Linked DNA regions of Mus musculus: region 1 is linked to region 2. Evidence: chromatin contacts called from ENCODE Hi-C or POLR2A ChIA-PET data. All regions are on one chromosome and are shown on one strand. The core of a region is the stretch at or near the end of the contact, and the rest is flanking DNA. Distances in the headings are between cores, read along the strand shown.

What was found. A loop is a pair of places that touch in the nucleus more often than their neighbours do. ChIA-PET counts read pairs that join two places held with the same protein, here RNA polymerase II (POLR2A).
Region 1: a loop to region 2 is called in a map of left cerebral cortex, with 8 times the contacts of the local background. The contact joins the enhancer-like site here to the promoter of Tbc1d10b in region 2. A Hi-C loop is called at or near these places in 1 of 37 maps with a recorded cell type or tissue (left cerebral cortex). POLR2A ChIA-PET finds 5 or more read pairs at or near these places in 4 of 5 experiments (Patski and embryonic stem cell).

Annotation. Positions count from the first base shown.
Region 1 is chr7:127,252,309-127,257,415 of GRCm38, reverse strand. Zfp771 (zinc finger protein 771) reads right to left here. Exons shown (of 3, transcript NM_177362.4): 3 at 2,544-3,611. The coding sequence ends at 2,799. It overlaps Dctpp1 (dCTP pyrophosphatase 1), which reads left to right. Exons shown (of 3, transcript NM_023203.1): 3 at 80-457. The coding sequence ends at 380. Among named protein-coding and RNA genes, the nearest start is that of Dctpp1, 5.8 kb to the left of the region's middle. Within about 2 kb of position 3,000, at least 1 of the 3 ENCODE cell types and tissues checked has a DNase peak (open chromatin) inside an H3K27ac peak, as active enhancers do.
Region 2 is chr7:127,204,471-127,209,856 of GRCm38, reverse strand. Tbc1d10b (TBC1 domain family, member 10b) reads left to right here and starts at 1,389. Exons shown (of 9, transcript NM_144522.5): 1 at 1,389-2,407. The coding sequence starts at 1,494. It also overlaps a transcript of Mylpf not described here.

The DNA.
Region 1 (5,107 bases), core at 1,751-4,250, 46 kb before region 2:
TCTGAGCTGTGGTGGTTTGAAGCTATAGACAGGCCCACTAAACTAGCAGGCTTATGTGTCTGTCCTGTTCTCTCTCTAGCCAGTGGAAGTCTGATACAGAGCCTGGTCCTCAAGCATGGCCACCAAAGGAGAGAGCAGCCCTTCAGGAGGAGCTTAGCGACGTCCTCATCTACCTGGTAGCATTAGCAGCCCGCTGCCATGTGGATTTACCTCAAGCAGTAATCTCCAAAATGGACACCAACCGCCAACGTTACCCAGTCCACCTGTCCCGAGGTTCTGCCTGCAAGTACACTGACTTGCCCCGTGGGACCATCTCTGAAAACCAGGCTGTGGGGGCTGGAGACCCTGCCTCGGAGCTGAGAGACCAGGCTTCCACATAAAAACGAGGTGCTAATCTGGCCTTATTAAGTCTGGGCCCAAGTGTTTTCTCTCTCAATAAAATGACTTAAGGCAAAAACATCTCGATTTTTCTTGAGTAGCTAGACAGAATATCTCAAATCCTGCAGAGAAGTGGGGTACTGTCCAGTGTAACTAACAGTTGCTGTTTTGCCTTTTCAACTTAAAACTTGCAGAAGAGAGTAGGAAGTAAGTATGGGCCACAAGTCTTGGGTACAGCTTCCTTTCCTTGGCCCCTTTGTACAAGTAAAGACCGCCTGCCTCTCTTCCCTGGCCAGGGCCAATTTCTGTTCCTTCTTTACAGTCAGATGGTGTTGAATGCACAGTTTATGTGGTGTGTGGGCACATTATGTCCCGACAACACCTAAGACTGCCTCCCAAAAAGCGAGGTCCTGCAGAGAAACCAGTGCTATTGACGAGTTAATTGTCTGCCTCCTCTGATGACCCTTCGTGCCTCCCCAGGTAAAAGAATTCATCTGATTAAAAATGGCTTAGTTTGAGGCTGGAGAGATGGCTCAGTGGTTAAGAGCATTAGCCACTCCCCTGAGATCCTGAGTTCAAATCCCAGCACCCACATGGTGGCTCACAACCTCTCCTGACACACAGGTGTAAATGTAGATAGAGCACTCATACACTAAATCTTTTTTTTAAAGGCTGAGTTTTACATTTCCACCCCACTGTGAATATGGTGACACTTAAATCACATCTGTACCCTGCCTTGTCTCTGGAGCTCCAGCTCCTTTTCCTTCACCTAGACAAATCTTAAAACATGGCTTCTGGAACTGGAGAGTGCTCAGCAGATATGTGTACTTGCTGTCTTTTTTTTTTTTTTTCTTTTTTTTTTTTTTTGTCTGTCTGTTGAGATAAGGTCCCTATGTATTGTTGGCTGACCTGGAACTTGCTGTGTAGACCAGGCTGGCCTTGGACTCACAGAGATGCATCTGCCTGTGCCTCCCAAGTGCTGAGATTAAAGGCATGCGCGACTATACTTAGTACTTGAGGCTCTTGCAGAGGACTGAAAAGTCTTGTTGCCAATGCCCTCATCAGGCAGCTTACAGATGTCTTAACACTACTAGGTCCAAATCTCACTCCATCTTCCTGGTTTGACTAGCACGTGCATTCAAGTATGCACAAATCTACACACTTTAAAAACACAAATAGTACTTCCAGGCTTACGAGATGGCTCATCAAGGCCAATGTCCAGTGACCCAAACTATCCCAGAGATCCACATGGCAGAGGGAGAAAACCAATTATTGCAAGTTGCCCTGTGACCTCCACACATGCCATGGCTCACTGTCCCCCATCCCATCCCCTAATGATATTTAAATCACTTTGGGGCACGGTGTTGCATTGCACACCTGTAACCTCAGCATTAAAGAGACTGAGACAAAAGGACATAAGTTTGAGGACAGCCTGGCAGTGGTGGCACACGCCTTTCATCCCAGCACTTGGGAGGCAGAGGCAGGTGGATTTCTAAGTTCGAGGCTAGCCTGGTCTACAGAGTGAGTTCCAGGACAGCCAGGGATATATATACAGACAAACCCTGTTTCAAAAAATGAATCCCCCCAAAAAATAGGTTTTAAGGACAGCTTGCGCTACAAACCAAAACTACCTTTTATGTGTATGTTTTGCCAGTGTGTGTCTGTGTACCATGTCAGACGTCAGGGCTTTGGGTCCCCTAGGACTGGAGTTATGGATGGCTGTTAAGCCATGTGGGTGCTTGGGATGAAGCCCTGATCCTCTGCAAGGGTTTTGGTTTTAATCCTGTGGTCATCAGTTTCCTTGACAAATGGCACAGTTCCTGCTGTACCGTTCACTAGCTGTCTGCAAAAGTGGAGATAAAATGAGGTTTGGAGCTAGCTATGGTGGTGCATGTTTGTAACCTCAGGATTCAGAGGATCCCCAGTTGAAGCCAGGTGTGTATAGTGAGTCGGCTTAGGGTTAATTAAATGGGGAGAGGGCGCTAATATATTTACATAAGTACTTAAATCTATTTACAGGGCCCCATTTCTCACCTTTGCCATACCGACCCTCAAAGACTGCAAAACACAATCATCTAGCCAAGCACATGTCTTGTTTATGGCTCTTTTCAGAACTGAGACTGAGGCATAGCCAGCCTGGTGTGTGTCTCCCAATCCCAGGCTAGTTTATTGCCCCATTTGGTTCCGTACCTAATGTTCCCCTTCCCACCCACCTCACTTACAGGCATCGTGAGGTGAGGATAGAATACTTTATTCACTCAGAAGGGCCAAGGGAATGTAGTCGGGGACGAGGCATGGTTCTAGGGACCCCGGTATGGCATTCCCTATCTCCCAGTCCCAGAGCACCCCGACCCAGGTGCAGGCATGGAAGGAACAATTCAGGTGCCAGTCCCAAGTGCCCCTCGCTGCCCCGCCGTGGCTCAGCTGCCCTCGCACTCCGGGCAGCGCTCGGTGGGCGTGGCGGCTGTGGCACTGGCGGGTAGCTTGAAGTCTCGGCCGCAGCCCGCGCAGATGTAGAGGCGGCGCCGCATGTGCGCGCGACGGTGGCGGATGAAGTGTGAGCTGAGGCGGAAGCGCCGGCCGCACTCCGTGCACGGGTAGGGCCGCTCGCCCGTATGCGTGCGCGCATGCTCCGCCAGGTTGGAACGGTGGCCGAAGCGCCGGCCGCACACGGCGCAGCGGTGCGGCTTCTCGCCCGTGTGCACGCGCCGGTGCTTGGCCAGCGCCGAGCTCTGAGCGAAGCGCGTGCCGCAGTCGGCGCATGCGTACGGGCGCTCGCCCGTGTGCGTGCGTCGGTGGCGCGCCAGGCACGAACTTCCGCCGAAGGCTCGTCCGCAGTCCGGGCACGCGTAAGGCTTCTCGCCCGTGTGCACGCGCAGATGCTGCGCGTAATTGGAGCTCTGCGCAAAGCGCCGCCCACAGTGTGCGCATGCGTACGGCTTCTCTCCGGTGTGACGCCGCCGGTGCTGCCGCAGGTTCGAGGCGGCGGAGAAGCGCTTGTCGCATTCCGGGCATTGGTAGGGTCGCTCGCCCGTATGCGTGCGGCCGTGCTTGGTCAGCGCCGACTTCTGCGAGAAGCACCGGCCGCATTCCGTGCACGCAAAGGGACGCTCGCCCGTGTGCGTGCGCGCATGTTTGGCTAGTGTGGAGCGGCGCGCAAAGGCGCGGCCGCAGTCCGGGCACGCGTGGGGGCGCGCCGGGTCGGCCGATGGCGCTGGCATCTGGCTGGCAACCTGCAGGGAAAGGGAGAACAGGTCAACCCTAAGGCCCCAGCGGAAACCTCGGTCTCTCGAACACTGCACACTCTTTGCGCCTCAATTCCTTAAATGACTTAATACATCACAACACCAGGTGACATTATAGTTACCTGTGTTCACAAAATTTATTGGGCACGATCTAGGTTATAGAGTTAAGAGACACTGGGGATTTGGCATTAGATAAAAAGTGCCAGGTGTCTGACATTGTAGAGATGAGACAGGAAGATCAAGAGGTCCAGGCCAAGCTGGCACACGCCTTAAATCCCTCCCAGCACTTGGGAGGCAGAGGCCGGTTGAATTTCTGAGTTCGAGGCCAGCCTGGTCTACAGAGTGAGTTCCAGGACAGCCAGGGCTGCACTGAGAAACCCTGTCTTCAAAAACCAAAACAAAACAAAAACAAAAAACCAAAAAAAAACATAAGGAGCCCCTGTTTCGAAACCCGAGTGCTGGTAATGTAGCAGTGACAGCTTGCCTCCTAATTTCCTCAGACCTGTGAGGACTGAATCCGGGGAGGAGTCCCACCTACAAGAGCAATGGGTTAATTGCTGGAGTGCTGCAGACACACATAAGGCTGGGAAGACCCTTGGTTGTAATAGTTATCAGGAGGAAGGAAACACGAGGGTTTCTTATTTAAGGACCTGTAGTGTAAATGAGATGGAGAATCACTGAGGGATTTCTGAGAATTTTGATCAGGAAAGTGACGGTCACACTCTTTGGGAACCCGAATGAAGGAGAAGACAGAACCAGGAGCCTCGTGAGGAGGCTACTGCACTCATCTGACTTGGCCTAAGCCCAGGAAGCAAGTAGAAAGTAGAGCCAGTGAGATGTTGGTTTCTCTCTCCACTTTACAGGTTGAGATAAGAGATGGCAACAAACTGGCTTTGAGGTATGGAGATTCAAAATGACTATGGGTTAGTCCTGCTTGCTTCTTCTGCCTCTCCTCCTCGGATTAAAGGTGTGGGACACCATGCCTGGGTCCAAGTAACTAAGATGTTTAAGTTCAGAACTGCACAGATGAGGGTTGCCATGTACAGAGGGGAACCAGGTAAGAAGAAAGATCTGGGGCTGGAGAGATGGCTGAGGTTAAGAGCACTGCCCTTCCAGAGGTCCTGAGTTCAATTCTAAGCAGCCACATGGTGGTTCATACCATCTATAATGACATCTGCTGCCCTCTTCTGGCCTGCAGGCCTACATGCAGGCAAATAAAAAAATCATGCATGCATGATAAAAAAATCTTTTTTGAGGAGAAGGAGGAGGAAGAGGATGGGGGAAGAGGAGATGATCTGCTGTTTGGGGCTGTATGGAACGCAGGAAGGAGCCAGGGCTGGCGATGAGAGGTTTTTGGTGTATAAATGTCTAGAGACTGAAGAGATCTCACAGGGAATTGCAGAAGGAAACTGGAGCAGCCATTTGGCAAATATAAGCAGAAGCCAGGACAGGGACAGCTTGGCCAGGATCAGACCCTTCAAAGT
Region 2 (5,386 bases), core at 140-2,639:
TCTTGTAGTTAGTAGCTAATGAGTACTAAGAGAAGTGGATAACAATACGGCTTGGTTCTTGAATCCTTCAAAGAGGAGGGTTCATGGTATTGAGGATTCATGGATTTGGGTTCTGAGATGGGACCTCCACCCACAAGCCGGGAGAGTGAAGTAGTGCTCAGAGGATATGGGTTTCAGAAATTGCAGTGTTTGCGGCGGCGGGGTGGAGGTGGGGGGGGGGGGAGAAGCTGAGTTTGTACATGAGAACTTAGAGAAACCTGGTCTGAGTTCCTGCCTGAAATAGGGAATTGAGAGATGAGTCTTTCAGAGGACTGACTATAGTCTAACTAGACACATCGAGGTAGAGAGTACTGATGAGGGCACTGGGTTTGTGGTGCAGCTCAGGAGTTGAATGAACAGGGGCTCTTTTGGAAACCCAAGAAGGCCAGCGCGGCACTCTTATTGGCTAGGAGCCGCACCGATGCTCCAGGCTCTTCTCAGTGATGTCCCCAGTTGTCACCTCCTCTCGCGCTTGTCTCTGGTTGTCACTGACTATTCTTGCTCTGGCACCGCCTGCTGGCAGCATCCCTGGCCCTAGAAGCAGAGAATGTTATCTATTTCTACTCTTATGCAAAGTGGAGAAGGACAGTCATTGGCTAACAAGTTAATCACAAGTTAAGCCCGCCTCTCCCTGGTTGTCATTCCTTCCTGATCATCTCAGGAAGTCTAAGAATTTTTCGGCTCTTTCTATTGACTGCTGATGCTGTCATCACAGGAATAGACGTGACCGTCAGTCAATTTGACTGCCTAGCCCCCCTTTTTAATTTGGTTCCCTTTTCACCATTTCCATTGGCTAACAAGTTCCTAGTCCCTGCCTCTTACTGCCCAACACCAGCCTCATTCCCCGCCCTTCTGCGGTCACTCACTCTCTTCAGTTGTGTTTATTGGCCTGGATGCTCAGGATCTCTCTTTTCTATTGCTTGTTTTCTTCGTCCTGCCTCTGCCTTCTTCACTTCCTCTTTCTCGAGTACCCACCCTCTTCCCGCCTCTAACCCCACCCACCCTTCCATCGATTGGCAGGAACTCAGTTTTCTCTCTCCTATTATCCGTCCTGGTCTTATAGAGGGGGCGGGAGATTAAAAAAAAAAAAAAAAAAAAAAAAAGGAGGGGTGCGGGAGGGCCTTTCCTCGCGCAGGCGTAGTTCGCCGGGACAGTGGCTGCTCCTCCGCGTCTGCGCAGGCGCGACGTCGGCAGCCGGCCCCTCGCTGGGAGGGGGCGGCGCGAGCGCGCGAGTAGGGTGAGAGGCCGGGAGACCCCGGCGCGAGCGCCGTCGACCCTTGCCCCGCCTGCGCGCGCCGCCCGCCGCCTGCCGCCGGGTCCCGCCCCGCCCCCGGCGCGCGCCGAGCCGCGCCCTTCGCCCTCTCTGCAGCCCCGGCGGGCTGCTCCGGGCGGCCTGAGGGGCGGCGCCTTCTGCGGCCTCCCCGGCGGGGGGATGTGAGGGGCCGCCCGCAGCTATGGAGACGGGTCCGGCGCCCCTTGTGGCCCCGCCGCGCCGCCACGGCGCCCCCGCTGCCCCTTCGCCCCCGCCCCGGGGCTCCCGGGCCGGATCGCACTTAGTGGTGGAACCGGGACCGCCAGTGACTACAGCCACTTCGGCCCCAGTCGAATTGGTGGCCCCCGGGGAGGCTCGGCCCGCCTGCGTCCCAGGATCATCACAGACCTCGGCCTCTACACCCACGACAGCTACGAGCAGCACGGTAGTGATGCTGACCCTGGAGGCCTCACCCGAAGCCGCGAAGACGCAAGAGTTCCCCGCACCAGCGGCAGAAACAGGAGCCGAGACGTCGGTGGCTTTGGCTTTGGGGACAGACACTCAAAAGACGGAAGAGGTTCGAGCCTCTCCTGTCCCAGGACCAGGGACCCCCACTCGGACACCTTCCAGAATGGCGCCTGGAGCCCTGACTGCCAAACCCCCGCTTGCCCCCAAGCCGGGGACCACAGTGGCTTCAGGAGTGACTGCACGGGGTGGAGTAGGACAGGTGGCAGGTGGGCATGAAGCTGCGACCTCAGCATCAGCAGGGTCGGTGCCTGAGGACCCCTCAGGGCCTGTCACAGGCCCTCCCGGGACATGCGAGGCTCCGGCTCCGACTCCGGTGGCTGTGGTGACAGTGACCCCAGCTCCGGAGCCTGTTGAAAACTTTCAAGACCTGGGCTCCACGTCCAGTCTAGGACCTGGCATCTCGGGGCCTCGGGGTCAGGCCCCAGACACCCTGAGCTACTTGGACTCCGTGAGCCTCATGTCAGGGACCTTGGAGTCCTTGCCGGATGATGTGAGCTCCATGGGTTCAGACTCGGAGATAAATGGGATGGCCCTGCGCAAGACGGACAAGTATGGTTTCCTTGGGGGCAGCCAGTACTCAGGCAGCCTGTGAGTACACAGTGGGCACCCCGTGGGGGCTGCCTGGGGACGCGTAGGGGGAGGGGAGGGGCGGGGAGGGGATGCACCTGGCCAGCCCTGGCCCAGGGAGTCATTAGCAGGAGCTGCAGTGCCCAGAGCATCCTGGGGTTTCTATGACTTCAGAGCTGAGGACCAGGGATCAAGGCAGTCGTCTCGATTTAAGCCTAGACCTTGCCTAGGCCCGTGTCCTTGAGCTAGTGGTGTCCCTGTTTCTATGCCTCAGTTTCCTCTATGAAGAGAGGGATTGAATGAGCTGATACCTACTAAGCAGCTAAGATGCCAGCTGCTTGGTATGAAACTATTAACTAAAAAGGCCAGACATTCTGGAAAGTTGGTTGGGCGAGGATTCTGGCAGAAATCTTAGATCTCTGAGGGCAAGAGGGATGCCTTCAGAGTAGCAGTGGGTGTGGGGGGGTATCTGTAGGCAGAATAGTGGGGTGAGAAAGTCTGCTTGATGGAGGAGAGACCCTGAAGGCAGGGCTTTTGTGAGAGGGCAGTTTTGTATTTTCATTGAAGGGAAAGGGTGGGGGAGGCCTCTTCCCCATTTCCTCATCTCCCCTGCCCTAGTTGAGCTTTCCTAGTTCCTTCCAGGGAGGGGCCTGAGTCACTCCTAAGGTGGGGGTGAGTGTGATTAGCCTGACTTCTTCCTTCTCTCTCTGGAGCCTGGCCATTGCTTCTGTGCTCCCTAACCTGCTTGCTGGTCTGTACCTGGTTAGCTCAGCCTGGAGCATCGCCTGAGGACACTGCAGCCCGGCTCTGAACTGAGCACTCACTCAATCCACTAACTGAAGGCACTCATCAGGAGGGAATGCCCAAACAGTCTCAGTGTAATTGGCTGGGTTTAGCTTAGAGATGAGAGGCTTCTGTGAGCGCCTGGGTGTGAGAATCCTCCTGAGGATCTGAACCAGGGGGTGGGGTGGGAGAGGAATACAGGCAGGGCTTGTAAGCTAACAAAATTCAAAACTTGATTGGGGCCAGGCAGTGATGGCCCATGCCTTTAATCCCACCACTCGGGAGGCAGAGGCAGGAGGATTTCTGAGTTTGAGGCCAGCCTGGTCTACAGAGTGAGTTCCGGGACAGCCAGGGCTACACAGAGAAATCCTGTCTTGAAAAACCAAACCAAAACAAAAAACCTGATTGGGCACCGACATTCAGTCTGAACTCTAACTTAAGTTTGACCCTGGACCTTTCTCCACATCTTTTACCTCATAAGAAACAAAACTAGAGTTGCTTCCCTCATATAACATTTATCTATGTGACTAGGGGACATTCCCCCATACTAGTCTGTCCAGAGGAACTTGGTTACAATTCGGTTTTAGAATATCACTCCTGTGTCAGGCACTCTGCTGGGTGCTATTTTTCTGCTTTATAACTTTAACACTTAAGAATCTATCTTCCTGGGGAGTGGGTGGGTAGGGGAGAAGGGGTGGGTGGCTATGGGGGACTTTTGGTATAGCATTGCAAATGTAAATGAGCGAAATACCTAATAAAAAATGGAAAAAAAAAAAAAAAAAAAAAAAAAAAAAAAAAGAATCTATCTTCCTGAGCCTGGCAGTGGTGGCCCATGCCTTTAATCCCAGCACTTGGGAGGCAGAGGCAGGGGGATTTCTGAGTTTGAGGCCAGCCTGGTCTACAAAGTGAGTTCCAGGCCAGCCAGGGCTACACAGAGAAACCCTGTCTCGAAAAACAAAACAAAACAAAACAAAATTTAAAAAAGAATCTATCTTCCATACCAGAGGAATTACCTCTGAGGCACTTCTTTCTCCTACAGGGTCAAGTCCGAACTCTTTTGCCCACACATTGGCTCCACACTGCCCAGCTGTGCTTGTTGCTTTGGTCTCAGCAGCAGTCTGAGACTGTATTGCATTAGTAGGGTTATTTGGGCCTGTCCACCTGCCAGGAGTGCTCTGCCCCTTCTTTCCTCTGTCTCTCGTCATTCCTTGTGGTGCACTTCTGATATCTTTTTTTCCAGGAAGCCTTCCCTGATACTTACTGTCCTTGTAGTAATGTCCCTGATACTCACTGTCCTTGTAGTAATGGCTCTGTGTGAATGTTTTGCCTTTGCATCTCTTCCCATAGCTGGCATCCTCCCTTTCTGTCTGTATTTTTATTTTATGTGCATGGGTGTTTTGCCTGCACTCATGTCTATGCGCTGTGTGCATATAGTGCTCGGGGAAGCAAGAAGAGAGCTCCAGACCCTCTGGACCTGGAATTACAGACCATTGTTAGCTGCCACACGGGTGCTGGGAACTGAGCCCTGGTCCTCTACAAGAGCATCCAGTGTTTTTATAGCTGAGCCATCTCTCTTGCCCTTCCCTTCCTTTGTAAGCTGTAATGTTCCTTGAGACAGGAAAAGTACCTTAATCTTTTCAGCCCTGAGAGTATAGAACTGACATTAATGTAATAAGAGACGATGTCTCTGTTTAAGGAGTTGCTAGCACAGAATAAATTAACATCATGTTGCGTGCTTATTAAATAGTCTTTTCGTGTATTTTCTTACTAGTCCTTATGACTGTAGGTAGCTACGTTCTTTATAGCTGAGGAAGAGACTCAAGTTACCCACATGTCTTTTTGGTTTTGTTTTTTTGTTTTTTTTTTTTTTTTTTTTTGGTTTTCAAGACAGGGTTTCTCTGTATAGCTCTGGCTGTCCTGGAACTCATTTTGTAGACCAGGCTGGCCTCGAACTCAGAAATCCACCTGCCTCTGCCTACCAAATGCTGGGATTAAGGGCGTGCACCACCACTGCCCAGCAAGACTTTGTAGCTTCTTAGGGACAGAACTGGGCTTTGAGCTTAGTCTGGAATTTTTAAATCCATGGTCTTTCTTCCATTTCATTCTCCTGTAACTGGCTCCTGCAAGTAACCAACCATTTCCAGACAGATGGAGCACCTTGAGCATGGAGCCGTCAGAATAGCATCAGGGCAGAAAAACTCATTTGCTTGGGAATCT